Linked DNA regions of Homo sapiens: all the other regions are linked to region 1. A link is a loop called in an ENCODE intact Hi-C map of the cell type or tissue named here. Cell type or tissue: heart left ventricle. All regions are shown on one strand. Each heading gives the region's core, and the rest is flanking DNA. Links, peaks and the distances in the headings are about the cores only.

What was found. A loop is a pair of places that touch in the nucleus more often than their neighbours do. Peaks named below come from ENCODE experiments on the same cell type or tissue, not always from the same donor. Only the 100,000 strongest peaks of a DNase experiment are listed, where the experiment ranks them.
Region 2: a loop joins it to region 1, with 7 times the contacts of the local background. A loop is called at or near these places in 40 of 110 quality-filtered maps.
Region 3: a loop joins it to region 1, with 6 times the contacts of the local background. A loop is called at or near these places in 10 of 110 quality-filtered maps.
Region 4: it touches region 1 in a loop (3-fold over the local background); 36 of 110 quality-filtered maps call a loop at or near these places.

Annotation. Positions count from the first base shown.
Region 1 is chr2:167,208,063-167,215,669 of GRCh38, forward strand. It overlaps XIRP2 (xin actin binding repeat containing 2), which reads left to right. Exons shown (of 11, transcript NM_152381.6): 4 at 2,673-2,833. Among named protein-coding and RNA genes, the nearest start is that of XIRP2-AS1, 71 kb to the left of the region's middle. In heart left ventricle, for the core only: CTCF peaks have their summits at 4,183 (motif pointing left) and 4,382; no DNase peak of the experiment used is centred there; H3K27ac peaks cover 292 bases.
Region 2 is chr2:166,535,869-166,543,475 of GRCh38, forward strand. All of the region lies in intron 1 of LOC124906087 (a long non-coding RNA gene), which reads left to right. Among named protein-coding and RNA genes, the nearest start is that of SCN7A, 45 kb to the left of the region's middle. In heart left ventricle, for the core only: a CTCF peak has its summit at 3,680 (motif pointing right); no DNase peak of the experiment used is centred there.
Region 3 is chr2:166,896,877-166,904,483 of GRCh38, forward strand. XIRP2 (xin actin binding repeat containing 2) reads left to right here. Exons shown (of 11, transcript NM_152381.6): 2 at 6,589-7,014. The coding sequence starts at 6,607. Among named protein-coding and RNA genes, the nearest start is that of XIRP2, 12 kb to the left of the region's middle. In heart left ventricle, for the core only: a CTCF peak has its summit at 3,999; no DNase peak of the experiment used is centred there.
Region 4 is chr2:167,128,244-167,135,850 of GRCh38, forward strand. The region is part of intron 2 of XIRP2 (xin actin binding repeat containing 2); the gene reads left to right. All of the region lies in intron 1 of XIRP2-AS1 (XIRP2 antisense RNA 1), which reads right to left. Among named protein-coding and RNA genes, the nearest start is that of XIRP2-AS1, 8.9 kb to the right of the region's middle. In heart left ventricle, for the core only: no CTCF peak of the experiment used is centred there; no DNase peak of the experiment used is centred there.

The DNA.
Region 1 (7,607 bases), core at 1,349-6,348:
GATTTGGGAGAATTCACTGAACTTCTTCGGATTTTGGATTACTCGTCTGCACAATAAATTACCTCTAAGCCTCAGAGACAAAAACTTGCAACAAAATGATTTTGTTGTATTAATATTTATAATGCTTTCTAACAGAAATAGTCATTTGAAAATTTAATTTTCCCCTTCCTCCTTTTCACAGAGTACTTTAGCCTTTTAGTTTGTTCCTTTCCTGTCTGACTTGCATGCTTAATGGTTTTATCATTCCCTTTTTTTTGAGACGGAGACGGAGTCTCGCTCTGTCGCCCAGGCTGGAGTGCGGTGGCGCGATCTTGGCTTCACTGCAAGCTTCGCCTCCCGGGTTCACGCCATTCTCCTGCCTCAGCCTCCCGAGTAGCTGGGACTACAGGCGCCCGCCACCATGCCTGGCTAATTTTTTGTATTTTTTAGTAGAGACGGGGTTTCACCGTGTTAGCCAGGATGGTCTGGATCTCCTGACCTCGTGATCTGCCCGTCTCGGCCTCCCAGAGTGCTGGGATTACAGGTGTGAGCCACCGCGCCCGGCTGAGAGTCTTTTCTATGATGGCCATGAGCAATGGAATCCAAATCAGGCCACTGATTTCTTTTTGACAAATAATATTGGGCATTTTGTCATTAAAAAATGATAAAAATCAAATATTTGAAAGCTAAATACTATTTGTAAATTTTAACCAAAAAAAAGCCTGAACTTCTATTAAGATTACCAAAAGAATGGCATCTTTTATGGATAACACACAAAATAAAATTTATATTTTAATGTAGAAAAACTTTAGAGTGTTATGTTCAATAAAATCTATATGACATTCATTCACATCAAAGTAAGAACAGCACAGCTGAATGTACACTGAATTCATCTGTGCAGATAGAGAAGCCACAGGGAAAAATAAAGAGCTTTTCCTCAGCATGTGAAAGTCTTTCAGTGATTTGTGGGAATCTCTTTTTATCAGAATCAAGTGGAGGAGTCTTTTGTATGGCTATGAGGTTTTGGATGACAGGTGAATTTCAAAGATAGCTGGCATTTGTCATAAACATAATCAACATTGTACAATCAGCATTCATATAATACCATGTCTTATTCCTTTATACTTTGTATCTTTGTGATAGTATGTTAAGTATTTTTACTATTTTAATTACAATATATGAAAGTGTTTACTGAATAAGAAGTCTCTATGGAAAACCAAATACTCTAGGAAGGTGTCAAAATGAAAATGATTTTTTAATTTTTTCTAGGCCACAGAAATTGTTCTCAACTGCTGTTGTGTACATAAATCTTGAAGATGCTAATAGAAAAAGCAAGCAATTCAATAAGATGGTTCAACATGGGGACTCAGAGTTGAGGGAGGAGAGAGGAAGAACAGGGCACAGAGGGAACAGCTTGGCTGTCTTTTACTAGAGGTTATTTGGGCCTTGGTTGATAGTGATTAAATTATAACAACCCAAATAAGAAAGTACTACAAAGAGCCCTACCCTGTAAGTCCCAGAAACTACCAGCCCTAAGAGTGAAGGCAGGAGATGCATGAATGAGTGATGCATATACATAAACTCATATACAAAAGCACATGTATACATACCTATAACATGCCCTTGAAATGATTTTGGAATCAAAACCATCTAAGAGTGAATAGTAAACCACCAAGCAGAAGGATGACAACAAAGATCACTAGATTAAATAAGAAAAACTAGTTTTGAGATCAGTTCTGGCATACGTAAGCTAAATAGTTGTGGAGAATCACATAACAATGGAGGGTCCTTATGTTCCTTTCACATAAGGAAACATTCAGGCATACGTTTTCTTCTGCCTAAAAGGAGTTGATTAGATTGGGTTAGGTTCGATGATCTCTAAGATCATTCTGTTTCTTACAACTGCTATTCTGTGATTGTGCAATCAGTCTTTAACACTACTTCCAGATATGTAATTCCTCCTACCCTGCCTTTTTGCCAAGTAGATGGCTTCATGGGTAAATATCAGGCTCTCTGAAATGGGTGCCTGACAAAGCTGTTTCTAATGATACTATTACTTCTTTCTTATGTAATACATGCCCCTAAGAAGAAAAGAAAAAAAAATCCACAGCCTATAATATTCACAATATTTGCATATTTTAGCTGGACATATCTCCTTAAAGGTTGAGGGGTGAGGAGAGAAGAAAGGAGCAACCCTTAGACTTGTTAAAGATTTTGTCAAACCATATTCAAATCTGCCGCTTGTTAAAGGTGTGATCCTTGGAAAGTTTTTTAATAGGCGTGACTCTCATTTTCTTATATAAATTTTTAGAAATAATATTACCTACCTTACAAGATTGTTAGAAAAGTAAATTTGAAAATGCACACAGAATTTAGCATACATTCAAAACATAGTGCTTGAGGAATGTTAATTGTTATTATATATCTGTTACTAAGTTTTTCTCATCACAATAATTGCAAGAGTTGGGGGGATAAATTTTTGCTGTTTACCTAAGTTTATGCTGTTATACACACATTTTGTAACTTTGCTTGAAAGCTTGAAGGAGATGACCATGAGACATTGAAAATATTGTGAAATGCTACAGTCCATTTTACGAGATCAAGTATTTTAAATGCTTCACCATTTATAAGGTGATGCTGTTTTCTTCTTAAAGCTTAACACACATGTGTAAGCATGCTCTGTTTGCTTTCAGCGACTGCTGGCCCTAATAAGCCTGAGAGTGGATTTGCAGAAGACAGTGCTGCTCGGGGCGAGGGTGTGTCAGACCTCCACGAAGTGGTCTCCCTGAAGGAGCGGATGGCGAGGTACCAGGCAGCTGTTTCCAGGGGTGACTGCCGCAGCTTCTCTGCTAATGTAAGCTGCTCCTAATGGTTTTGCACTAGGCAATGTGCTTACTGTCTGTCCCAATTCCCTCTTTATATTTGAAATGTAAGAATACTACTGGACAGGGGGCTAAAGTAGAAAGAGCACAAAAATAGTGTGTGAAATAAATCCAGACTATCTGAATTTAAGTTTCAACTGTGCTACTTATTACTTGTGTGAATCTGAACTACTATTTTTATTTATTTTTTATTTTTTTTGAGACAGAGTCTTGCTCTGTCATCCAGGCTGGAGTGCAATGGCACGATCTCGGCACCCTCCACCTCCTGGGTTCAAGTGATTCTCTTGCCTCAGCCTCCCGAGTAGCTGGGATTACAGAGCATGCCACCATGCTCTGCTAATTTTTGTATTTTTAGTAGAGACAGGATTTCACCATGTTGGCCAGGATGGTATCGATCTCTTGACCTCGTGATCCGCCCGCATCAGCCTCCCAAAGTGCTGGGATTACAGGCATGAGCCACTGTGCCCAGCCCTGAACTACTATCTTAACTTCTCTCTGAGCTTCAGTTTCCTTGACTGAAAAATGGGAATCATCATTTATCACACAGAGTCTTGGTGAGGAATCAAAGAGACAATTTATGTGTAAGCCATAAGGCGCTGTATAAATGTGTTATTATTATCATCATTAGCACTTAACCTGTAGATATTCTCCTCAGGAAGGTCGGGAATTAATTTCAAATTTTAATAACATGGGTTTGCACGCCACCCTCCTTGGTCTCATATATGGTTCATTGAAATTCACTGGCAGTATAATTTCTTTGGCTTTTCTCGTTTCTCTGTATGCACTAAATCCATTAGGAAAGGTTTAATCAACATAAAAATGAGAGAGATTAGCAATGTAGACACTCTGCTAAACCAATTATGATTATAGGAAACTGCAGGATTCAGTAAGACCACCAATTTTTAGAGCCAATGCATTATAAAGTCATATTCAAAAGAATTTTGGGGTTCTGTATTCTGTGGCCTTCAACTTAATGGAATATAAGAATGTTCTTTTATAATTATAATCTCCAAATTAGCCTAGTTGTGTATGAGAGAGGGAGACAGAGAAAGAGAGAGAGAGAAAAGCCAAAAAAGGTGGTGTATTAAAATAGCTACACTTAACATGCTTCTTTACAAATTATTTAGAGACAAGGCTGACTGTGCCAAACTCATTTAAAAAATGCAATTCTAGATGACATTTAGGTTTTCACATAGTCATTAAAATACATTTTAGACACAGCTTAGATTTGGAATAAATGTGCAGAAGTGACATAAGTATCTAGATCACTTCCAAAATAAACAGTGGCACTATAGTACCTCCTGCCAGTCTTCTTCGATGGCACCCCCTACTGGATCATTGAGGAACTTATTCGTGTTCTAAATTAGAGAAATGATTCACGAGGAAACAGTTGATTTTGAAAATGCCTAAAGACTGGTTATTTAGTAAACAATATTTGATTTAGGAAGATTGACCTTGCCAGGTACTAAGAGAATACACATTAAAAAAGTGGTATCAAGGCATGATATATATTTATGATGTGTTTAAAAAGGGAATGTTTACATTGGACACATAGGGAAATTAAATGATCCCATTATTTAATACAAAATCAAAAACTTTAGGGCTAATCTCAAAATGTCTACATATAAAGAATTTAGTAATCTTCTCTTCCCTGCAAATTTTATAGACAAGAAAAGCAAGAGAAAGTTACTTATAGATTATAAAATTAGGTAGTGAGGAGGCCAAGCTAGATTCCTAGTCTCTTGACTCTTGTGCTCTTCTAACTGAATTCAACTTCTTCCTCTTCCCTAAATGAGAAAGTATTTTTGGCCCCCAAAATACATATTATAGTATATGGTTTGGCCCTAAGCAAATATTGTGAGAAAGAAGAGCACATATATTATCTCAGCAGAATCCTGGTAAATATCTAAAGCAAAGCAAAATAATTGTTTATTTAATCATGTGCATGAAATGCTTGTTCAAGCCACCCCCCCACCCCCCCACCCCTCTGCACACACACACACACACACCAAAAAAAATCATGAAAACTGCCTGTGACTAAATCTGTATCTCCACAATTAACCCAAAATTTTAAGTGCAAAATCTGAAAGTCACAGAATCAGACCCAAACTGAATCTACTATATCTCAATCATATTTACACATGTAAAGACAATATATTTTCCTTGTCTCAGAGTCAATCAGATGGCATTTGGTTGTATCTAAATGAAAGTTATGCCCATGAAACAGTGGTGGTCTATAGAAGCCCCCTAAAAGAGAGGGAGAAGTAACACTTGTTGAGCAATGAATTAAAATGCCAGATTCATTTTCAAGTCTGTGCAATTTTATTCCCTTTACCTTTTTTAATACTCACAATAAATCTGTGAGAAAAATATTTCTATGCCCAGTTTATAAGAAAGAAAACCAAGTTCAAGAGCTGTAGCCCAAGGTTTTAATTGTCAGGGCTGGAATTAGAAGCACTGTCTGTCCAACTCCCAAAATTATGTTATTTCTGTTATGCCCTATAAACCAAGAACAGTTTTTTTGTAAAAAGAACTTGAGGACTGTGTAATATATTTACCTAGATTTAACTGTTAGGTGTTCAAATTAGCATATTATTATCAGCACACCCATTAGATTCCAAACCTTATTGCTGAGCCAAATAATAAGAAACACAGAATAATAATAAACATAAAAAGTTTCAACACAAAGCAATTTCAGTTATGGGGTCAATGATAACAACATTCATTAGTTGGGATATTTAGAGCATGACACTAAATAAGGTAAAGTCACAGGAACGGTCCCCACCTGAGCAAGGAAGCATTACTCCCGGTTATGACCACAGACTGCTTCTTGGGCAGGTCCTGCCATCTCACATGTGTAAACTTTCATCTACCCGCAAGTGGAACAAGGAAACCTTAGCACCGCCACTGAACCATATTTCAGAAGATTTGTCTCACTTGGGTGAATGAGCAGCTGCAGTAGCGTAATGATAGTACCAGGGGTAGCAGGAATGGTATTAGTACTACTATTAAAAATAATCCGCGGTGGCTCACCCCTGTAATCCTAGCACTTTGGGAGGCTGAGGTGGGTGGATCACCTGAGGTCAGCAGTTCAAGACCAGTCTGGCCAACATGATGAAACTCCATGTCTACTAAAATACAAAATAGAAAGGAAGGAAGGAAGAAAGAAAGAAGGAAGGAAGGAAGGAAGGAAGGAAGGAAGGAAGGAAGGAAGCAAAGAGAAAGAGAAAGAAGGAAAGAAAGAGAAAGAAGGAAGGAAGGAAGGAAAGAGAGAGAGAAAGAGAGGGAGGGAGGGAGGGAGGGAGGAAGGAAGGAAGGAAGGAAGGAAGGAAGGAAAGAGAGAGAGAGAAAGAGAGGGAGGGAGGGAGGGAGGGAGGAAGGAAGGAAGGAAGGAAGGAAGGAAGATAGCCAAGCATGATGGCGGGTGCCAGTAATCCCAGCTACTCAGGAGGCTCAGACGGGAGAATCACTTGAACCCAGGAAACAGTGGTTGCAGTGAGCCGAGATCGTGCTGCTGCACTCCAGCCCGGACGGCTGAGTGAGACTCCATCTCAAAAAAAAAAAAAAAAAAAATCAACTGTATGAATTTTTGCATGTGTAATGTAGTCTGTTTCTAAAGCGCAGGAAAGTAATGGGTATATCTGTTTTGTTTTGTTCTTTTGAGACGGAGTCTTGCTCTGCTGCTCAGGCTGGAGTGCAGTGGCACAATCTCGGCTCACTGCAACCTCTGCCTCCTCAGTTCAGGCAAATCTCCTGCCTCAGCCTCCCAAATAGCTGGAATTACAGGCATGTGCCACCATGCCCGGCTAATTTTTGTATTTTTTTAGTAGAGACGGGGTTTCCCCATGTTGGCCAGGCTGGTCTCGAACTCCTGACCTTGTGATCCACCCACCTTGACCTCCCAAAGTGCTAGGATTACAGGCATGAGACACCACACCAGGCTGGTATATCTGTTTTTTAATCCATTTTATAGATGAGAGGCAACCTGTCCAGTATAAGAATTGATCTTTTTGTGAAAATGCATTTACCAGGAGAGCATCCGGTCATAAGCATAATACTAAGGCTTGCCAGATTAATTTGCACATGATTGGGACATCAGAATAGTTGTTTGAAACAGCAAGGTTCTTCTTAATAATTACCTTAATGTCTATAATTTGATACTTATAGATTATCTATATATAATTTATCCAGGAAAGCCACTTATATAAATTAAATGGCAGAAGGGGTAAAATAAATATTGTGGCCTTAATTCACCCTTCCCCTTTTTCACTGTATCTTAAATTTCAAAAGGGGTGCTGTACATTTTTCTGACCTTAACATATATCAACTAGAAGTAATTGATTAAGATTTGCATTTAAAGTTTGTTGCAGAATTTGATACAATATATACCTAGTTCATAGAAGAGCACAATCATCTCTTCTCAAAGGGCCACCACACATATTTTGAAATATTTGATAGTCCACATAAATGAGGAAACGTTATTAACTTAGTAAAGCAACAACTTGAGTACTTGCTAGTAATTTAGATAATCCTAATATTAGTCTATAATATTCTGGAGTATGGGAAACCCAAACCCCAAGATAGGCACTACATTTTTAATATCTATTTGAAAGACTACTTATTTGGTTAAAGATCCAGGACCCCCAAAGTCCCCAGTCCATGGTATAGAAACCTCTCAGCTCCTGGGTCCCCAGTTACTTTCAAGGTCTTAAGGCTTTGAGGGTTATGTCAGGACTGGGTCAGACC
Region 2 (7,607 bases), core at 1,387-6,386, 670 kb before region 1:
TTTCAGTTAAGAATGTGTCTTTGTGCTTGTGTTATTCTTCTGATGTACAGTTGAACATTTGCACTGGATGAAAACAAGAATTGGTAGCCATTCTTCCTTTAATGCGTTTGTTCTTACATCAATCATCACTTTATAGTTAGACTTCGTTATGTTAAACCATTCATTTAAGGGGTGACTACCGCTGACCCACTTGTAATTCATTCCACAGTCTTTTGAAATTTCACATTGTCTCTTTAGGTTCAGTTCCAGTCCATTTCATGGTCAGACTGTAATGTCTTAGTCTCCCATGAGCTTCATTATAGGCCATCATTTAAAAAGTCCTCTTAAAGAGTTGTCAAATAGAGAGGAAAACAGCATGTTTTAGAGTTACTCAGCTTTTGCGTATACTCTAGGCAGATGGTAACATTCCAGAAACAATCTGGACTTGTGTTCAAGTAGCCTTGGGCACTTACTATAGTTTCTATGGTTCCTATAATCAGGGGGTTTGAGTGACTTTAATTAATCACTCTTTCTGCCTTTGGGAATTTAACCAGTTGAAGCCTGACAAAGAACCAGGAAGTATTAAAACAGGCTCAGAATTCTTACAGTAAAGCTGGATTGATGATTACGAGAGGGTCTTGCTACCTTTATTTTGAGACAAGAACTTGACATCCTCCCCTCTCTGACCTGTCCACCGTATTGCAGGTAGATATGCAAGACCTAAAAGAGACCCTGCTTCTTTAGCCTACGTCATGGAAATTACAAGCATGAGTATTTGCTGTGTCTGGACACAGTTCTCTTCAAAGCATGAGAGAGAATTGGGTCCATGCTGCCTGGATTATAATGCTGGGGTCCTACACTCATGGCAATGTGATTCATGGAATGGCAGATTCTCAACTGGCTTCTCACTTCTTCTACCATGGGACAAGGCAGGAAAGGAGGATGGGAAGAAGTACACCTTACTGGGAAGTGGAGTGGAGATGCCTCCAAAGAAAAATGGATAAGAGAAATAATCCCCTGCTCCCAGGAAAATACCCTTATGTGCCAGACGTATGACACTCTGGACTTCGCAGTATTTCTATAGAGCTGTTAGAAGTTGTTCTAGTACTGCCACCTTTCAGCTACAACTTTGGGTAAATATATTCTATTAGGGTTCTCCAGTGGGACAGAACTAATAGGATATATGTATATATGAAAGGGAGATTTTTAAGGAGAATTCACTCATATGATCATAAAGGGAAGTCCCACAATAGGCCATCTGCAACTTGAGGAGGTAGGAAGCCAGTAGTGGCTCAGCCTGAGTCCAAAAGTCTCAAAAGCAGGGAAGCTGACAGTGCAGGCTTCAGTCTGTGGCCAAAGGCCTGAGAACCCCTTGCAAACCACTAGTGTAAGTCCAAGAGTCCAAAGGCCAAAAAACCTGGAGTCTTATTTCCAAGGTCGGGGAAGTATTCAGCATGGAAAAAAGATGAAAGCCAGAAGACTCAGCAAGCCAGCTTATCCCATCTTCTCCTGCCTGCTTTGTTCTAGTCATGCTGACAGCCAATTGGATGGTGCCCACCCACATTGAGGGTGGGTCGTACTCTCCCAGTGCACTGACTCACAAACACACCAAGAAACAATACTTTACCAGCTATCTAAGCATCCTTCAATCCAATCAAGGTGATACCTGATATTAACCATCACATATCTTAAGTATCTAAACCCCAGTTTCTTCACCTGGAAAATGGCAATAATACTGGTAGGGTTGATGCGGATATTATTATTTTATTAATTTAAATAGGTTTTCCGGGAACAGGTGGTGTTTGCTTACATGGATAAGTTCTTTAGTGGTGGTTTCTGAGATTTTGGTGCACCCATCACCTGAGCAGTGTACATTGTACCCAATGTGTAGTCTTTATCCCTCACCCCACTCCCACCCTTTTCCACAAGTCCCCAAAGTCCACTGTATCTTATGCTTTTGCATCCTCACAGATTAGCTCCCACTTAAGTGTAAGAACATACGATGTTTGGTTTTCTATTCCTGAGTTACATCTCCAATTCCATCCAGGTTGCTGCAAATGTCATTATTTCATTACTTTTTATGCATGAGTAGAATTCCATGCTCTCTCTCTCTCTCCATATATATATAGCTACATATATATAATTATATATACAATAGAAATATATATAACTCAAATGTTAATCTCTTTTGGCAACGCCCTCACAAACACACCAAGAAACAATACTTTACCAGCTATCTAAGCATCCTTCAATCCAATCAAGTTGACACCTGATAGGAATGTGACATATATAGCTATATACATTTATATAATTATATATAGCTATATATGAAGATATATAAAGACATGTGACATATATAGCTATATATATATAATTTAATATATATCATATTTCTTTATCCACTTGTTGATTGATGGGCATTTGGGCTGGTTCCATAATTTGCAATTGCAAATTGTGCTGCTACAAATAAGTGTGTGCAAGTATCTTTTTTGTATAATGATTTTTCCTCCGGGTAGATACCCAGGAATGGGATTGCTGGATCAAACGGTAGACCTACTTTTAGTTCTGTAAGGAATCTCCACATTGTTTTCCACAGTGCTTGTACTAGTTTACATTCCCACTAATGGTGTAAAAGTGTTCCCTTTTTACCACATCCACACCAGCATTTATCACTTTTTGATTTTTTGATTACGGTCATTCTTGCAGGAGTAAGGTGGTATTGTATGATGGTTTTGATTTGCATTTCTCTGATCATTAGCGATGTTGAACATTTTTTCATATGTTTGTTGGCCATTTGTATATTTTCTTTTGAGAATCGTCTATGCATGTCCTTAGCCCACTTTTTAATGGGATTGTTTGGATTTTTTCTTGCTGATTTGTTCCTTGTAGATTCTGGATATTAGTCCTTTGTCACAAGCATAGATTGTGAAGATTTTCTTCCACACTGTGGGTTGTCTATTTACTCTGTGGACTGTTTCTTTTGCTGTACAGAAGCTTTTAAGTTTACTTAAGTACCATCTATTTATCTTTGTTTTTGTTGCATTTGCATTTGGGTTCTTGGTAATGAAATCTTCACCTAAGCCAATGTCTAGAAGCGTTTTTCCAATGTTATCTTCTAGAATTTTTATGGTTTCAGGTCTTAAATTTGATCCATCTTGAGTTGATTTTTGTATAAGGTTAGAGATGAGAACCCTGTTTCATTCTTCTAAATCTGGCATTGCCTGACTTGTTTTTGTCTACTATTTGTATGCAATTCCCAAAATAGATGTATTGAAATCTCAAGTATACTTGAGCACTAAGAAGAGCATAATATGACCTCATTCATGCATATGTAAATTACCCTTAGATGTGTGTGACCTCTCTTATTCCCAAGTGTTATTGCCATGCCCCCTTATATCACCATCACGTTCTTATTTTCACCAAATCAGGGTTTCCATTGCAAACCTTCCTTTGTTTAAAACTGATACTTGAATGAGTACTTCTGTTGACTGGCCCTGTACATATTTGGCTAATTCCTTAGATCTAAGAACGGCTTCTCTTGCACGACTGTTTTTCCGGATGGCAAACAAGAAACACAGCAGCAGTCTCTTGACTGTGCCTGCTTTGAGTCCGTGCACAGCCTTATGCCAGCTGCCTAATTTCTGAGTCTTGCCCATGACGGATTAGTTTTCACTTCCAAGACCTTATCCCACCATAGAACACTAGGTGGCACTAAAATCACACTGAATGGTTCTCATAAGGGCCACTGATATTGTGGTGGTGTTTTTTAATCATATCGATCTCAAATTCTGACTTTTTTTTTTCTGTGCCATTTTCTTAAGCCTCATATGTACACCACACTTCACAGTCATTTGTAATCAACTGCAAGTTTCATATTGCAAAAATAGAAAGAGAAGAAAGTTGAAACAGCAGAACTATCAAGCTTATTTGCCCACGCTGCTTAGGTGTAACTGAAGCCAGGAATCTGAGCTCCACAAAGTATAAATTAACTTCAGATGAAGTTTGGAATTTGTTTATTAGTCTCCCAATCTTCATGGCCAGAATGGTTTAGAAAGCTTCCAAAATATGATTTCAGTAAAACTTAATTTGATCCTTTCGGAATTAGTCATTTAAATTTCAGAAGAGTCAATTGGTGCAGGTTCATTGCTTATGTAGTACGATGTAAACATTCAGCATTACTCACACTTTTTGGAGGGAATCTGGTTTAGAAATATTTTTCCCTATATGAAATCATAAATATATTCTATCATTTAACAGTTCATTTTTTCATACTAGGCCTTTAATCTGCAATGCATTTTTTAAAGTCTAGTGAGAAAAAAGAATTTGCTGAGGGAAAAAGTCTGTGGAAGGAGTTGAGGAGCACGGGGACATAGAATGTATTAAAGTGTCTATCCTGTCTCACAGGAAGATAGATATTAGTAAATGGAAAACAAAAGTTGGAGGGAGAGGCAGCAACCAGAACACATTTGAAAACAATGCATGAATTTAAAACCATCAAATGAAATTTGATCGCTGTAAAGTGCAGGGCAAGAAAGGAAAAAATGAAAAAAAATATTGTAAGTAAAAAATAAAAAGTAACTTGGCAAAATATTTGTTTTAGCCAGATTGGGATGCCATAACAAAACACCATAGACTGGATGGCTTAAACAATGGGAATTTACTTCTCACAGTTCTGGCGGCTGGGAAGTCCAAAATCAAGGTGCCCATCAATTCAATTCCCCAGTGAGAGCCCTCTTTCTCACTTGAAGATGCTACCTTCTCGTTGTGTTCTTTCAGGGCAGAGAGAGGAAGCAGGCTCTGGTGACCAAGGACACTGACTCCATCATGAGGGCTCCACTCTCCTGACCTCATCTAAACCTAATACTTCCAAAGGCCTCATCTCCAAATATAATCACACTGGAGGCTAGGACTTCAACACATGAATTCTGGGTGGGAGGCACAATATAGTCCATAGTTACTTTGTAGATAGTACAAAGTAACTATATATTTTTTTCTATGGTAATGTAGTTTTTAAATGTTCTAAATGGATTCAGCTCACTAATTAAAAGACTGGAATTCTAAAATTATATACATATTTAAATATTTTAGCATATATATACATTCATATATAATTAAATATTTAATTCATATATAATTAAAATATATATCTATTTGTATATGATGCATATACATAGTATTTATGTAATATCCATTAGGTATATAAATATATATTAGACATTATATATAGTATGTGTTTTTCCTTTTTTTCTTGGCCAACATAGTCTAATATTGTATATAGTACAGATTTTAGACAAGCAATGCTAACAGAATCAATGAAAAATTAAGAAATGCTATAAAACAGAAACCAATTTAGCAAATATGCACAGTTTTTATTAAGAAAAAGATTGTTATATTGAATTGATTAGAAGGATTTGAATAAATAACAAGGTATATCACATTCATGATGGGAATGTTATAACAGTAAATGTTTAAAATATTGAGAATTTTCTCTCAATTAGCTTACGAAGTCAACATAATCTCAAAAAAATATGTTGGTTTTGTGATGTATATAACTGATCCAAATTTTTCATTCCAAACTTTATGTTGAATACTAAACCCTAATAGATTGCTAGGTTCACTTTAAGAAGATAAATGACAACACTGTTCAGATATTAGGACATTTTGTAAAGCTATAGTTGTAAAACTAATACCATCTTTATACATAAAGAAACAAGTCGATAAATGAAGCAGAATAGAAACTTTAGAAATGGATGCATGCACTTATGAGAACTTGATATATTATGAAGATGACACTATAAATCAATGGTTAGAAGATATTAGGAAAATATACTCTATAAAGGAAAAACACAAACCTGGATCTTTCTTATACCCAATACAAAAGCAGATTCCACATTATAGAAAAAGCATGTGAAATTAACACCATAAACAAAGAAAAGAAAATTATTAATAGAATAGCTTTGAGGACTATGGGCAAAAAAAGACTTCTTACACAAGACTACAGCATAAAGAAGCCGACTGTTAGGATGTGTCCAGATGTAAAGTTTTCTGTTCACTGAAGGATATCATTGATAAATGGGTAACCTGTTGGCTAAATTTAAAACGCATAAGGGATTGTTATCCGAAATAGAGAAATAACTCCTGTTAATCAAGAAAAAGACAGAAACTTCAATGGGAAAAAAAGGACCAATGAAAGAGACAAACTACCATAGATCAGATTTCTTCCCATAGCTAAACAGTATACAAAGAAACTTCATATTTATAATTATACAAATGCAAATCAAGGCAGTGAGTCATTACTCTTATCAGAAAGACTCTAATTTAAAAGGATAAACATAACAATTATTAGAAAATGTGCATAGTGTTAACTTTCACTCACTTGTAGTGAAAAGTAGTCTGGAAATATTTTATACATCATAGAGAAATTCCGAGAATCATATACAGGTAGATGATGATAAGGATTATGGTATTGCTTGTGGTGACAGTCATTTGGTGGCAATCTCATGATTGGTGGCAATATAATGATGTTTAAATGTAGTGGATGTTTATTGTGGTTCACCATGAAACACTAGAATAAAACAACATGTGTTCAGCAACACTGAAAGATCCCTTATCGGGGTCTGGATAAGAAAAGTAGAAAACAGGATGATATTTTCACCACACAGGTAAATTGAAAATACATATATCCACAAAACATATTACATATTTTAAAAAGCTATATTCAAGGGCATGCATCAAGCAAATTATCTTTGAGATGAGGGGAATAAGAATAGTGTTCATGAAAGAAAGACAAAAATAAAAGGATGATTGGCAGAGATTAATGACGGCAATGTGTTTTTTAGTTTTAAAATATGATTAACTCAGTGATTTGAAACTGAGCTCCAAAAGAAAAATAACTAAAAGGGAAAAAAAGAATGAAAGGAAGAAAAAAGCCACCTAATATCTATCTGCTGCTTAAAGTTCTGAACATTTTATTTAATATTTTAAAATGGACATATGGAGCATTTTAACCAATGGGTACACAGTAAGGAGAAGGAAATCTCCTCTAATGTTTCTAAATGTAAAATTCTTTGTCATTACTTATTCTTGCAACAATTATTTACTGTTGCAATTGTTTATTACTCCACCAAGACCCTTATATCATATATATATACCCTTATATGTATATAATGATTAATGCTTGTCTCTCCTGCTTATTGTTCTATGTGTGCTTTCCATCAGAAGATTCATTCTATTCATCCTAGAATATTCTCAGTCTTAACTCTTTGGGTAATTGTTTGTTTACTTCTTTCTCAATTTCATTTCTCATGTATTCCTATTAGAGATGAATTAGATCTATCTAGTCTGGGCAACATGGTGAAACTCTGTCTCTACAAAAAAAAAAAAAAATTAGCAGGGTGCAGTGGTGCATGCCTGTATTCCCAACTACTTGGGAGGCTGAGGTGAAAGGATGACTTGAGCCTAGGTGGTTGAGATTGCAGTGATCTGCAAACCTGGGCTACAGATCAAGACCCTGTCTCAAAATAAATAAACAAAAGAAAGAGGGAAGAAAGAGAGAGAAGGAAAGAAACAAAGAGAGAGAGAAGGAAAGAAAGAGAGAGAGAGAAGGAAAGAAAGAGAGAAGGAAAGAA
Region 3 (7,607 bases), core at 987-5,986, 310 kb before region 1:
TACCTTTTCTATGTTTAGATACACAAATACTTACTATTGTGTTATACTGCCTGCAGCATTCAGTACAATAACATGCTGTACAGCTGTTAGCCTAGGAGCAAAGGCTATACCATATTGGCTAGATGTGTAGTAAGCTATACCCTTAAGCTATACCCTCTAGGTTTGTGTAAGTACACTCTGTGATCTTCTCACAATGATGAAATTGACAAACAATACATTGCTCAGAACATTAAGCAACACACTACTGTCCTTGTACTTCTTTCTTTCTGAAAGACTTTTCAAAGCATTTAATAAGGGTGTGCATGTTGTAATTCTCCCAGAATGGGATATCTATTAGGCTTCTTAAACTTATTTTTCCATGTAATTCTTTCTGCACTGTTTCTGAAAAACATTCTGCAAGACTAGCACTCAGTGGCCCTACGGAAGTGTGCCTACTGCCCTGTTGCTGTCATTCCCTGATCAGGGAATATGGGAAGAAGGGTTTCTGTAATCTCATGTCCCATGGCAAAACTGTTGGTAATAGAGGGAATGGTGGCATGCGTCACCATCGACAATACTGAAAACATATCACCGTGACCTACTGTTGGAATTAGAGAGCAGACATCTCATTATGCAAAAGTATTGTAGCAGTCGGGGTCCAATCAGGAAAAAGAAGCCACACGTAAGTTAAACAAAATAAGTTAATATAAAGAATTAACAACTATGATAGAAGAATAGGTATTAGCTACAAAGAAAGTCAATTCACTAGCCTCAGGCTGAGGGAGAGCCACCAAGGAATGACAAACTGGCAAAGGATCCAGACTTTCATGGAGAAGGTGTGGTTCAGCCCATGGGAGAGCAGGAAGCTTTTTGGTTTAGCCAGGCTAGAGCTGACCCAGAGTTTCCAGACTAGCAATAGACCACCTTTCAGAGGCAGGCCAAGCAGATAATCAGCAGCTGGTGGCAAGGCCATGCAGTGGGGGTTGGAACACCTCTCTAGGCAATAGACTTTCAAAGCACATGGGCTATGCAGGGGCTTGCAGAGAGAGAAGCAGATCTGAGTTTATCTCTTAGGACACATGCAGGTGGCATGCAGGATACTCAGGGGCTTATAGAATCAACAACTGCTCCCTATGTGACCCTCCAGACCACAGGCAGCTGTATGGTTTGTTTCCATGAGAAGAGAGCTGTAGAGAAGTTATTTCCTGGCCCAGGCTATAAGATCATTCTATGGCTATAGTTGAACAGGCTCCACAGTGTTCTCATGCTCATGACTGCTGATACCCAGCCCAGGTAGGAAATTTCAGGAAGACTCTTCCTCTTGCAATGTCCCTCCAGTGTTTGCTGAGAAAGCTAAACATTGTGCTCACATTAAATTAGAAGTGCTTAAAGGGATTCAGCTATTTATCAAGGAACATATGTTGAAGGGTGCATTGGAACTGAGAGGTCGTAGATTAAAAACTCACACAGGTATGTTGCTGATTCATAATAGTGGATCTTGCAACAGAATGCATTGCCATCCTATGCCACTGCACAGTGTGAATGCTGGTACTGCTGTCTGTTTCCCACCTTCTCCTACAATTGGAGTAAAACTTGGAGTAGTGACTACCTAATCACTTTTTTATCCATTTAGTTTTTAACATTTTATTTTGAAATAATTATAGATTCATTGGACATAGCAAAGATAGTACAGAGAGATCTTTTGTATGATTTATCTAGTTTCCTTCAGTAATTCCATCTTACATAACTATAGTACATTATAAAAATCAGGAAATTGAAATCGACGCCATATACACTAATAGTACTGTGCCACTTATCACCTATGCAGATTCCTGTAACCACCACAGCAATCAAGACACAGAAGTTTCCTACTACCACACAGATCTCCCTGTGTTACCCCTTTATAGTGAAGCCCACCCCAACACGTCCCATCCATTCACAATCCCTGAGAACCACTAATCTGTTCTGCACATTTGTAATTTTGTCATTTCAAGAATGTTATTGAAACGGTACTTTTATCGTATGTGACCTTTTGAGATTGGCTTTTTTCACTTAGAATAGCACCCTTACATGGATAGCTGAATAATGTTTTTAATCCACCCCACAATCTCTGTCTTTTCATTTTTATGCCTTGGGCATTTACATTTTATGTAATATTTGAAATTATGGGGCTCAAGTCTGAAATTTAAGTTTGTCTTCTCCGTTCCCTCTGTTGTGTGTTTCTCTCTTTCATTTTTCATGTCTTTCTATGAGTTACTTAAATATTTCTTAGAACACATTTTGATTTAGCTATAGTGTTTTGTAACACATCTCAAGTATGATGGATTTTTATTAGTTCCCCTAAATACATGTTATACACATAAAGCTTATCACAGTCTATTGGTATTAGCATTTTACAGTTTGAATGAAGTATAGAAACTTTACCTCCTTTATCCCTTTTCCCTACCTAGTTTATAATATAATTGTGTTGGTTAACTTCTCCACACATATTGAGAATATCAGACATTATACCCCTAGCTTCAACCTTCAATCATAATTTAGAAAATACAAAAGGAGAAAAATAGAATGTATACTATTATTTCTTCATGATTTTCCTCTTTCTATTCTTTCTTCCTTCCTGATATTTCAAGATTCCTTCTTTCATCATTTCCTTTGTCATTCAAGAATACCCCCTAGCCAATTTTTTAGTATAGGTTTACCAGCAACAAATTATTCTTAGTTTTCCTTTGTCTGAGAATGTGTTTATTTTTTCTTCGTTATTGAAAGATCATTTTGTTAGACAAAGAATTTGGAGTTGGCAGTTAGTTTCTTTTAACACTTGAAACATATTGTGCTCTTGCCTTCTGGTCTTCATGGTTTCTGATGAGAAATTTGCTGTCATTCACATTGTTCTTTCTGTATAAGCAAGGTGTCACTTCTTTCTTACTGCTTTTTGGAACTGAGAGGCAATAGATTGAAAACTGACACAGGTATGTTGCTTATTGGTAATGGTGAATTTTGCAGCACAGTGCATTACCGTCCTATGCCACCGCGCAACGTGAATGCTGGTACTATTGTCTTTGTTTCCCACCTTCTACAATTGGAATAAAACTGGGAGTAGCGACTACCAGGATTTTTTTTTTAATTTTGTTTCCTGAAATTAGATTATGATGTGTGTTGGTGGTTATCTTTTGCCAAATTTGGAAAAAATTTATCCATGAATTTTTTGGACTATTTTTTAAGCCCCACTGTCTTTCTCTTTTTCTGGAAATCCAATGGCATGAATTTTAGATCTTTTTTATAGTCCAACTTGTCTCTTAGTTTCTATTCTTTTTTCACTTTATATTCTATGTTTTGTTCAGATTTGATACTTTCTATCATCGTATCTTCAAATTCACTGATCCTTTCCTTTTGCCCTTTTCATTTTGCTAAGTCCATTCAATGAGTTTTTAAATGTTCGTTATTTCTACCTCAATTCTAGAATTTTAATTCGTTTCTTCTTTGCGTCTTCTATTTGTTTGCTAAGGCTTTCCACTTTTTCACTTTTTTTTAAGCATGTTTGTGATTCTTCACTAATGCAATTCTGTAATGGCTACTTAAAAATTCTTGTGAGATAATTGCAACACCTGTATCATGTCAGTGTTGGTGTCTGTTGATTGTTTTCTGCTTTGGTTTAGGTCTTTGGTGGCTCTTAATATGAATGATTTTCAAGTGTATCTTGGACATTTTGTCATTTATGTTGTAAAACTCTGCATATTACTTATGTATTTCTGACCTTTGACTCCCTGAAGAAGGGTGTTCAATGACTGTTTTGTGAAGGTGGGATACTGGGCTCCCCATTATTCCTCCAATGCCATCACCCCTGCTGGCTGGAAAGTTGGGAGGCCCCTCTTTATTGCTCTCCTTGTAGCCTTCACTGACATCATTGCCAGAAGGAAGCCCTCAATACCAGTGGATGATGAAGAAAGTTCTAGTTACCAGCTCTGTCCTCTGACACACAAAGGGAAGAGGAGAAGATCTTGATACCGCTAGGTGGGGTAGAAGTACAGGATCTTCACATGGCTTCCACTGACATCTAGAGGAGCCCCGTCACCATCAAGTGGGAACAAAAATCCTGGCCCCACACTTGGTCTTCTCTAATATGAAAGTAGTTGGAGAGAGAGACAGCAAAGGGCAAAAAGCCAGAAACTTACACTCACCACTCAGCCTTTGCTGATGGGAGTAAGGGTTTAGTTGTGGTTTTTCATGTTGTTTGCCTGGAGTATGGTACTTATGGCCTAGAAGTGTCCTGTCTTTCTAGGCTGACACTTTTCAGCTTATTTGGCTAGAGAAAGCAGGTTTTCCTGGGGAAATTTCATTTTCTTCCCCTCTAGGACTTTCTGAGTTACTGCTTCTTCCCACCACCAGTTCTTTATATATGAAGCAAAAAGAAATCCTGGGAATTCACCGCCTTATTGTTCCTCAGGTCCCAAGGTTCCTAGGCAGTTCGCCTTCTCTCTGCTTTTCAAAGTCCTCATGTTTATTTCATGTGTCCAATTTCTAGGGGTTTTAGCTGTATTTAGTAGGAGAAATTGAGAGAAAGAAGTATGTCTATTCCAACTTGATCCAGAAACAGATGTTCCAAATCAGTTTCAATTATTAGGATTTCCTTTTCTACAGGAGAAAATGGCTTTCCTCCTCAACTTGCCAGTTTTTCTGCCTCTCAGCTTTCCCTTTCCAACTATGTGTGGTTGGCTCCAAAACAATTCTTTCATTAAATAACCTCATGAGGTCACTCCTACCAGCTGTGACAGCGTCTCAACCATTCCCATGTTAATGTGGTCTTTTCTGTCGTCCACATATGAGACACAGACATTAACAGCATATGTTGTTTAAATTCTCAACATATGCTGATCAGTTTTCCAAACAGGTATTCAGATCTTCTTTGATCTACTGTTTTATTGAGATTTTTTATAATAAGTGACTAATTCAAACTTACCAATTGGCAATATTATTAAGGCCAAATTTTCCTGACTGTTCAGTCTATGGCTTTGTGTCTTAAAATACCCACCTTTCGTCTTCCAAGCACTCGCATCTAGGAGGCTGAGGTATAGTATCAATATTTGAGTGATTGAAATGATGTTTTAGCCAGAGATAGAGCTGGGAGTGGATTTAACAGTTATTGGGGTGTTGAATACACACTAGAAGTTTTATACGCATCATCAAATTTATTTCTCAAAATAAAGCCATGATGTATATTTTACCAGTGAAGATTTTTCAAGGTCACACGGTTAGTAAAACCCAACCTGGGACTGAACTTCTGCTGTAAGTATGGAGCTATCCAGCAGTCCATGAAACATTAGTACATCATTACATCAATTTAGTGGGCAGCACACATTATCTTTAAAAGTGAAGGAGTTCGGAGTAGAAAATATCACCAGGCAGTTCACATAATTAGGGAAACTATTGTTTAATGAACACAAAGTTTGTTTCTTGTATATATACATTTATTAATCTAATGTGTGCATTGAGTCCCCGTGCATAAGATATTATTCATAATGTGGCTGGTAGTCAAAGAAATTTGGAGCTATTGTGTTAGGTGACCTTCTGAGACACTTTCTAAGCCTTCATCTGATGTATTGTTTACCAGACCCACTGTGCTGATACTTTTCCAGGAAAATGCCTGATCCTTCAAAAACAAAATTTATTTTGGGTTAGAACAGGAAGTAGCTATTTCTGTGGCAAAAATTAGTGCTAGCATATAATTCTTGCTGCCCATGATTTGTGTGTGTGTGTGTGTGTTTGTGTTTCTGGTAAGAGTACACTTTGCCATTTTTTTTCTTCCTTATCGTACCACAAAACTCTCTAAAACAAGGTGAAATTCCAGTCAGTCTCACAATGAGATGAGAATTGAAAACTCAAAGTACAAAAGATAAACTCCACTGGTTAAGAGGGCAGATCCTGGAGTTCCACAGATGTATTTCAAATCCAGGCTTTGTCACTCAGAATCCTGGGCAAATTACTATTTAATTTTCTTACCTGCAAAATAGTAATAATAGTAGCAACTAACTCTTTGTGATAATGTTAAGATTAAAATGAGGTATACATGTAAAGTCATTATCAAAGTGTTTTGCCTGACAACAAAAACTTAATAACTATTAGCTATTAGTCTACTACTTCTGAAGTAAGACTTTAACAGAAACCAATAATTCCAAAGGAAATTTTGAACTGTTACAGGCAGGAAATGAACCATTTTGCTTTCTTGTTAGACTTTTTAAGTTGCCCTTTTCTTAGAATATACTAAACAATGAAGTAACACTGTTCAAATTTTATATTTTAAATAACTGTTGGCTGATTTTCGATAAAAGGAAAATGGAAGAAAATTGTGTGTTCTTCACTTTTGTTTCTTTATATTCAAACTGCCATGGCTATACAAACCACACCTCTCCATAATCTGTGTAATTCTAATTTAACTTACATAACGTTGTGGGGTGAAGTGAAGAGCCAGAAATTGTGTGGAATTGTATAGGAAAGCTGGATTTCTTTACTAAGACCCAAACCCCAAGAGCTGGTGCTCCTAGAGTATTTTGAGTCTGAAAATGACTCAGACTCCTGAGTGTATCACTGATAAAAGGATTCTTGATATTGCAGGACAACCTGGACCCATCCATGTTCCCAATGCAGAAGGGCTCCCTCAACCTCCTGAGGCAGAAATGGGAATCTTGTGATTATCAGAGAAGTGAGTGTCATCCCAGGGACAGCCATTGTACAATTTTCCAGCCTCAGGAAAGCAAATTGCTTGCGCCTGAAGGAGAGGTAGTATCAGCACCTCAATCTTTGGATCCCACAAGTCTGCCCTACAGTACAGGGGAAGAGATGTGGAGTTCGAAGCCGGAAGAGAAGGATTCTGTGGACAAGAGTAACAACACCAGGGAATATGGTCGGCCAGAAGTGCTGAAGGAGGATTCCCTGAGCAGTCGGCGCAGGATTGAACGCTTTTCCATTGCCCTTGATGAGCTGAGGAGTGTGTTTGAGGCTCCTAAGAGTGGAAACAAACCAGCTGAGTACGGTGGAAAGGTAAGGAGCCATTGATTGAGAGTCTATGTTTACATATGACTTCCTTGCCTAGCCTACCATTTATTACTAAGCATGTAATCTTTCCCCCCGCCAGTATTCTAGACAGATGTCCTGAAGCCGATGTGTAATGCAGTGTGAAATGTGACATCCTCTCCTATTAATTTTCTCTAAGGTCTGCTTCAATGTGGACTTGACTTCCTTTTTCTTCCATAAAAACAATATTGATATGCCCTCTTATGTTGATGTTTCTGTATGTATGTGCCTTATTTCTACAACTACGTTGTAAATTCCTTAGAGGCAGGAACAATTTCTAACCACTCTTTGTGCCTCAAACATTTAACAAATGGTGTTGCTTTTAGCCAAAGCTCCATGAGGATTTATCAGTAATGATGCTGACATGGAATAAATGAAGGCTTTGGAACCACAGTGATCCAGGTTTTAATCCTAAAGCCTGCCATTAACTTCTCTAGCTGAATGACACTTAACCTTAGAAATACAAATGTCTTAATCTGCTACTTTACATGGATCTTATGAAGATTATAGGTAACATTTTAAACACTAAGGGTAGAGTCTGGAATATTTTGTGGTAGGTG
Region 4 (7,607 bases), core at 1,407-6,406, 80 kb before region 1:
CTCTCAATTGGAAATTTTAATAAATTCCTTATTACATTTACTACAGAAGATGTTACCGTGTTATTCCATTGCAGTTGACCCTTGCGCAACACAGGTCTAAACTGTGTGCGTCCACTTACATGCAGGATTTTTTCAGTAAGTAGTCAACCCTCCATATTCACAGGTTCCGTATCTGCAACAAACCATGCACGGGAAATACAGTGTTGGCGAGCTGGGAAACCCGTGAATATGGAAAGCTGACTTCATATCTACACATTCCACAGGGCTCACTATGAGACTTGAACGTGTATGGGTTTTGGTATCCGGGGCGGTCCTGGAGCCAATCCCCCCTTGGATATTGAGAGGCAACTGTATGATCTGTTTTTCACACAGCTGACAGATATATGTATCTAAAGCACAAATCTAATCCCGCCACCCCCACTTAATTCACTTGCAAGAGTTCTTGTTACCTACAGAATCAAATTCAGGAAGCTTTCTCTGACCACATCTCCCCAGAATCCTCCATCTGTAGTGTCCAGGACACCTACATTTCTTTATTATCACACTCTTTTTTGTTACAATACTCACTTGATGTATCTTTCCCTGCCATTACACTATGAGCTTCTTGAGGACCCAACTTGCATCTTAATCATTTTTGTAGTTATGGTGCCTAAAACATTTCTTGAGATAGATTAATTATTCAAAAATATTTTGAATGAGTGAAAGATGAGTATAGAATATAATGATTGAAGGGGCTTCCTGGAGGAGACTGCACTGAGTTAGGTCATGAGGGAAGAAATATTTTTAATACATAGTGGGAGAAGGTACAGTCTTCCAGGAAAGGACTTCTGAAAAAATAAAAATAAAAGTTCAAAGACCAGATGGGACAGTAACACAGCAGAATTCATACAAGGTTTCTTCTCTGGTCTTTTATATTTTGGTAATTTTCCTTTATTTTTGCTCTTCTCTTTATGTCTGTGTAAAACTTCTTTATGCTTCTATTAATATTTTTATTTCTCTAAAGGTAAGAACCCACTGAGTCTGGGAGTGTACACGAGCTAGCTCAGCATTTTAAATGTAGACAAATCTAAATATTTTCTTTTTATCATTTTATATTTTCCTGGGGACCTCTTCACTCACGGATCCACACTGAGAGGAAAATATATAAAGCAGTAGGGCAACCTGCTTTCTTTTCAAATGCCTGGTAAGATGTTCTTATTATTTTAGGGGACTCTACAGCTCCATGTCTCTTGTGAAATAGACATTGGGTTGTATTAAAGACTTGGCATTTTTCATTCTCACATCTTAAAAAATATTTTATCTTCTAAGATTATAATTATACATATGTTAAAGCAATAAATATATATAAGTAAGAAAGAAAAATTATCCTGTAATCCCAGCACTTTGGGAGGCCGAGGCAAGTGGATCACCTGAGGTTGGGAGTTCGAGAACAGCCTGAACAACATGGAGAAACCCTGTCTCTACTGAAAATATAAAATTAGGCAGGCGTGGTGGCGCATGCCTGTAATCCCAGCTACTCAGGAAGCTGAGGCAGGAGAATCACTTGAACCTGGGAGGCAGAGATTGTGGTGAGCTGAGATCGCGCCATTGCACTCCAGCCTGAGCAAGAGTGAAAAACTCAGTCTCAAAAAAAAAAAAAAAAGAAAAGAAAAGAAAAATTATCTTGCTCTCTTTCAAGTTTGTTTCCCTTATTTTCAATTGCTTTCCTCGTTTTGAAGAGTCATAAAACTAGTAAAGATAATAGACCTCACTGAGAGATTTTACTTATTTACATATTATTTAAGCGAGAGACTCCACCAGTACCTCTGGAACTGCCTCTCCATAATCAGCAATGACTTCTCTACCCTCCACCTCTTCTCCAAATACTTCTGTCACCTTCTTGCTTTAACAGAAACATGGCCCTCCCCTGAAATCACCAGTGTCCCTGAATTGTCTCCATGTACCTGGAGACCATTCTTCCTAATCACTCCTCTCCTACTTTTTCTTTAAAAAAAACCCCTGCTCATCTGAGACTCATTCAGTCAGCTGCACCTTCCCCACCAACCACCAACCATCATGACTGTTATTTATTAAATTCAATGGTTTCCCTCGTTTACAAGGACATTGATACACAACTTACAGCTTTTCTCTGCCTTCAAGTCCTTCCATTTTCCTGGGACACCATCATGGCCTCTGAGTTCCTAGGTTTCCTCCTATTTAATAACTTTCCCCCTACCCTAGCTTTCATTTTTTGGTCACCGCTGGATCCTAACAAGTTACCCTACTCCCTACAAACTAAAGCAAACATCTCAGTGGCCCCAGTCACCACTCTTTACAATTTGCTTTGCCAAGTATTCACACTAAAAGGGTTCTTTAGTTTCACCAAGATCTCCAGTCTGCTGACCCTTTATCTGTCTTCCAGTTTACCCTTTCTTTTCTTTCTTTCCTTTTAATCCAACTTACATTGCACAGTGTATCATTTCAATCGCTCTCTTAGATCTCTTGGTGGCGACCTAAATTTCCTGTACCTGGTCTCTCCCTGCCCTAACCCCACTCTGCAATAGAAATTTTATTTATATTTTTCCTCACAAAACCGCTCCCTGGCTGAAGTCAGCTATATACTTTCTCATTGCCCAAACTAGAACTATGGAGAGTTTTCTGAATTCGTAAGTAACTATGTAACTTAACAGGCCCTATTGGTAGCCCTGCAGAGTTAATATTACCAACTTCAAATGGGCCCCCAGTGCTGCACTGCCACAGTCATCTTTAGTCATCTCTCTTCCTCCATTCCCCCCATCAATTAAGGTAAACTTTCTTCATTCTCTTCAGATACCCCTATGTTCATTAGACTTTGCATCATAACAGAGAAAATAGACAACTTCTGCCTGGGTTCTTATCTTCAAGCTACCAAGCTTGCAAATCACTTATATCTACATTAATTTGACCCTCCTTCCCCTCAGTGAGAACAGGAACGCTTTCTGTTATGCTACCTTCGGGCTATATTTCTACCCATGCTTTGGGTTCCATCCTCTTGCCCTTCTCAGGAATTTTCCTTCACTGATTGTTATTGCTCTCTTCTATATAGTCAGCACCTCTATCTCATTAAATAATTTGAGTTAGCTTTTCAACATATGCAAAACTCTTCCTTTAAAACAAACAAAACACATCTCTCTCAAGTTACTGCTCTATTCCTCCCATCCACATTAACATTGAAATGTTCAGTAAGTGAGCTCCATTCACCATCTCCCAGTCACTCTCTCACCCACTTCAAATTGCCTTCCAACCTTTGTACTTCCAAGGAAGCAATTTTGCTCAACTGTTGACATCCATGTTGCTCAACTCAAAAGATATATTTAAGTCCTTTTCAAATTAATACTTTCAATACAAGTTCAATATTGTCAAAGATGTTCTTTCCTTCTGATTTTTCTCCTCTGCCATCCATTTAATGTTGGCATTTTTCAAGGCTTGGTTCTGGACTCACTCTCCATCACACTTTATATACTCTCCCCCTAAGCAAGTTCATTCAAGCCTGTTGTTTCAATTACCACGGAAGGCAGATGACTTAAATTAGTTGTTCAGTTTGGACCTCTCCTCTAAGCTCCAGGGCTACACATCCAACTGCCTTTTGGACATCTTGCTACCCAACTCATGATCTATCATCTCCCTCAAACCAGCTTTTATCTGATATTTTGACATCATTTAATAGCTTCACAATCCATTTTGTTGTGCATGCCATAGAGAAAAATTAAATTCTCTCCCATTCTCACTCCCTCTCTCTCTCATTCTCTCTCTCCCCTCCTCTCTCTATCCTTCTCAAACTTCCGATTCAATCCATGACCAAGCTTTGAAAGTTGTATCTCCTAAATGGCTTTCAACTTGGTTCACTTCTGGCCATCTCCATCATCATTCTTTCTTTAAGATCATCATCACTTGCCTGCAGTACTGCTATACTAACTGCTCTTTCCACATGTATTGTAACCTTCTACTCTAACCCAGTCTGGAGTAGTGGCTCTTTACCAGCAGTGACTTTGCTCCCCACATGAGATTTTGCAATGTGCGAACACACTTTTAATAGTTATGACTCCAGAGCTAGGGACAAATGCTCCTGGCATCTAGTGGGTAGAGACCAGGAAGGCTGCCAAACATCCTACCTGCACAGAATAAGGCTCTAATAACAAAGAATTATCTGGTTCAAAATATTAACAGTGACAAGATTTAGAAATCCTGTTCTGGAGTTAGACTGCGCTTTTCACATGGCAGACCTGATTATGTCATGTGTGCATGTGTATACACACACACACACACACACACACACACACACACACACTTAAAAACATTCAATAACTTCCCATTGAGCTAAGACAAAGCAAATATGGTGCTGCAGGCCTTTGTGATCTGCTCCCGGCCTGCCTCTGCAGGCCATCCAGCACCACGTGTTTCCTTTCAGCCTCCCTGCTCCCACCTACTCTATCCTCTGTCCTCCCTCCCAGTCCAGGACATTTGCACATATTGTCTTCACCTGGAAAGCTCTTCACGTAGTTAAGCCCCATTCATTCTTCAAATATCAGCTGAAGGTCGTTTCCCTGGGAGAGCCCTATACAGGGCTCTCTCTCACTGAGTTAATTCCCCCATTAAGACACTCAGCATTAGAGTTGCATGTTTAATACTGACTCCTGGGCTTCGTTACTATTTGCCTCCTTCTCTAGACTGGAAGCCACAAAAGGTGAAAAACATTTCTTTATTTTATTTTAAATAAAATTATACCACCAGTAGTTGGTTGTTGAACATTAGGTGTTCAATGACTAAATCTCTTCCAAGAACATTTGAGAAAACTTAGTCCTAGAAATGGCAAGTGACTTAATCAAGGCCACAAAGCTTATTAGTAGCCAAGGGAGGGCTTGAATCCAACTTTCTTATTGTGAAATGCTGCATTTGTTCCTTCTAAAGTGGTATTGTACGCATTTGTTTAAGCTTCTAGATTTTTACTCAAAGTAAATCTTTTGTGGAAGCACAGTGTATAAAACAGATTACGAGAGATTAAAGCAGATCACTGCTTTGATTGGAGACAGCTCAATTCAGCCTCATCCAAGAAGCTCTTTTACATCTCTACACAGCTGCCTCCTTACCCCTTGCCAGGCCCTGAAGAGCTTGCCTCAGAATGACTTTGATGTGATGACTAGGGCTTGAAAATAAGTCCACTACATTCACATGTAGATTGTTCCTTACTGCCTCCGTACAAGATGCACTCTTGATACTTGTGAATTCCAAAATGAGAATACCAATATAGTATAAGTTAATGTCATCACCAGCTGAAATTTAATCAAATCACATTTCCATGTAGGTATATGAAACAGAAATTATTCCTTAATATCATCAGTCTGAGTCCATGGACCATGTTCAGTATTCCACCTTTTACCAAAACATAAATTTTCCTAACAAAAATCACAACTTTGTAGGGATCTGCACCTTCTATTTATCTCATCTTGTTTTTGCCAATGCTAGCAGTTGGATTAAATTGCTGAAACAAAACAAGCAAACATACTGCGTTCATGTCATAGCAGTCACCTTCCAGGACAGTGGAGAGGACACCAGAATGAACTGAGATAAGGATGTTATACTCGTGCCACATGTAATGGCATGTCTGACACTGTGTCTCAACAGCATGATACCTCACTACAAGTTATGAACATATGGATTTTTTGTAATAGTTGGAAACACATGTTAAAGGGAATGCCCTGAAAAAAATGACAAGTTCTTTTTCTCTATTTTTCTCCTGCAATTGTTTTTAGCTTCAGTTAAAGTTCACTCTAATGAAGACAGCATACATCATATATTTTGGGAGTATCCAAAGATGATATGATTACCAGATAACAATATTTCTAGTGATTTTATATATATGTGTATATATGTGTATATACACACATTTGTAATAAATGTATGTACACACATATACATAGTGAATATATTCATATATATGAATATATATTCATGTATATTCATGTGTATATGTATATTATATATTTGTGTGAATATATATCTTCACATATACTTATGTACATGTGATATATGTATATATATATTTACGTGTGTGTATATATCTTCATATATACTTGTTATGTACATGTGATGTATGTATATATATATTTACATGTGTGTATATATTATATATAAATTGAAAAGCTTTTCTTTTCTAACCATAGCAAAGACATAGAAAATGTATCTACTCTAAGAATGTTTCGAAGCTTTTAGCTGTCTCTCAAACTTGACTCACTCATGTCTGTGTACTTAAGAGGTAACAAAAGTGAAAAACAATTACTGACATCATTATCTGAATGGCTGCTTAGAGAAATACAATAGTGCCTTCTTATCCATGGGGGTCATGTTACAAGGCCCTTAGTGGATGCCTAAAACCACATATAGTACCGAACCCTACATATACTCTGTCTTTTCCTAAATATATGTATACCTATAATAAAGTTTAACTTTTAAATTCAGCACAGTAAGAGATTCACAACAATAACTCATAATAAAATAGACTAACTAAAACACTATGCTGTAATAAAAGTTAAATAAGAGTGATTTGACCACAAGCACTGCAATACTACGATAGTCCATCTGATAACCAAGACAGCTTCTAAGTGAATCACGGTGGGTAGTATGGACAAACAAACTGATGATTCACGTCCTGGGCAGATGGAGTGATCCTCAGATCAGCATGCAATTTAAAATTTATGAATGGTTTATTTCTGGAATTTTTCATTTCATATTGTGGACCGCAGGTAAATAAAACTGCAGAAACCAAACCTACAGTTACAGGGAAGACTACTGTGTGACCTCCTGTATGAAAATCTTTAACTTATGTGTAGCTGTTGAAAACATTTTCAACATATTACTTGACATATTTAAAACTAGACTTTTGCTTCTTGAACTGTCTTGAGTCATTTACTTACTTTTTGCAATGTTTTTATTCAAAATATTTAGTCTACTTGGCTGGTTTGTTTTATTTGATTACATTACTTGGCCTATACAATAAGGAATCTGTATATTCCTTATTGGCCTATACAATAAGGAATGCTAGACTTTCTATGTTGGAAATATCCTTTATATTTCCTTTCTTTGGGAATCTTTTATCTCTTCACCTTTAAATTACTATCTGAAGAAGTAATTTCATAATCTTTATGAATCGAAAAACTGTATTCAATGTATGCTGGCTGAATGGGCTTGTAATTTGGGAACTCTATAATTGCTAAGGTTATCATTACAGGGTGAACATGACATTAAACTCATTTCCTTCTGTCTTCAGCATATAATGTTTTTACATTGCCATTTTTTGAAAGTCCCTCATCAACATTTCTCAGGCCTAGAAAGTTGCATCCATTAACATATATTATGTTGTATTGTGACCCTTATTTCCACTCTCTCTCTTTTATGAGAGAAAAAAACACACACACATGAAAGGAAGGCTAATTCAGAAGTGGAACCAGTGGCAGAAAAGTAAACTAAGCGTTCAGATATATGTTTGCAGTTCTTGGCAAAGTTATCAACATTTTACCTGAAGCATATTGAAAACATCCCTCATGACAGAAATCCCTCCCTCTTTCATTTCTGCCTTCTAACCCCCCTAAAAA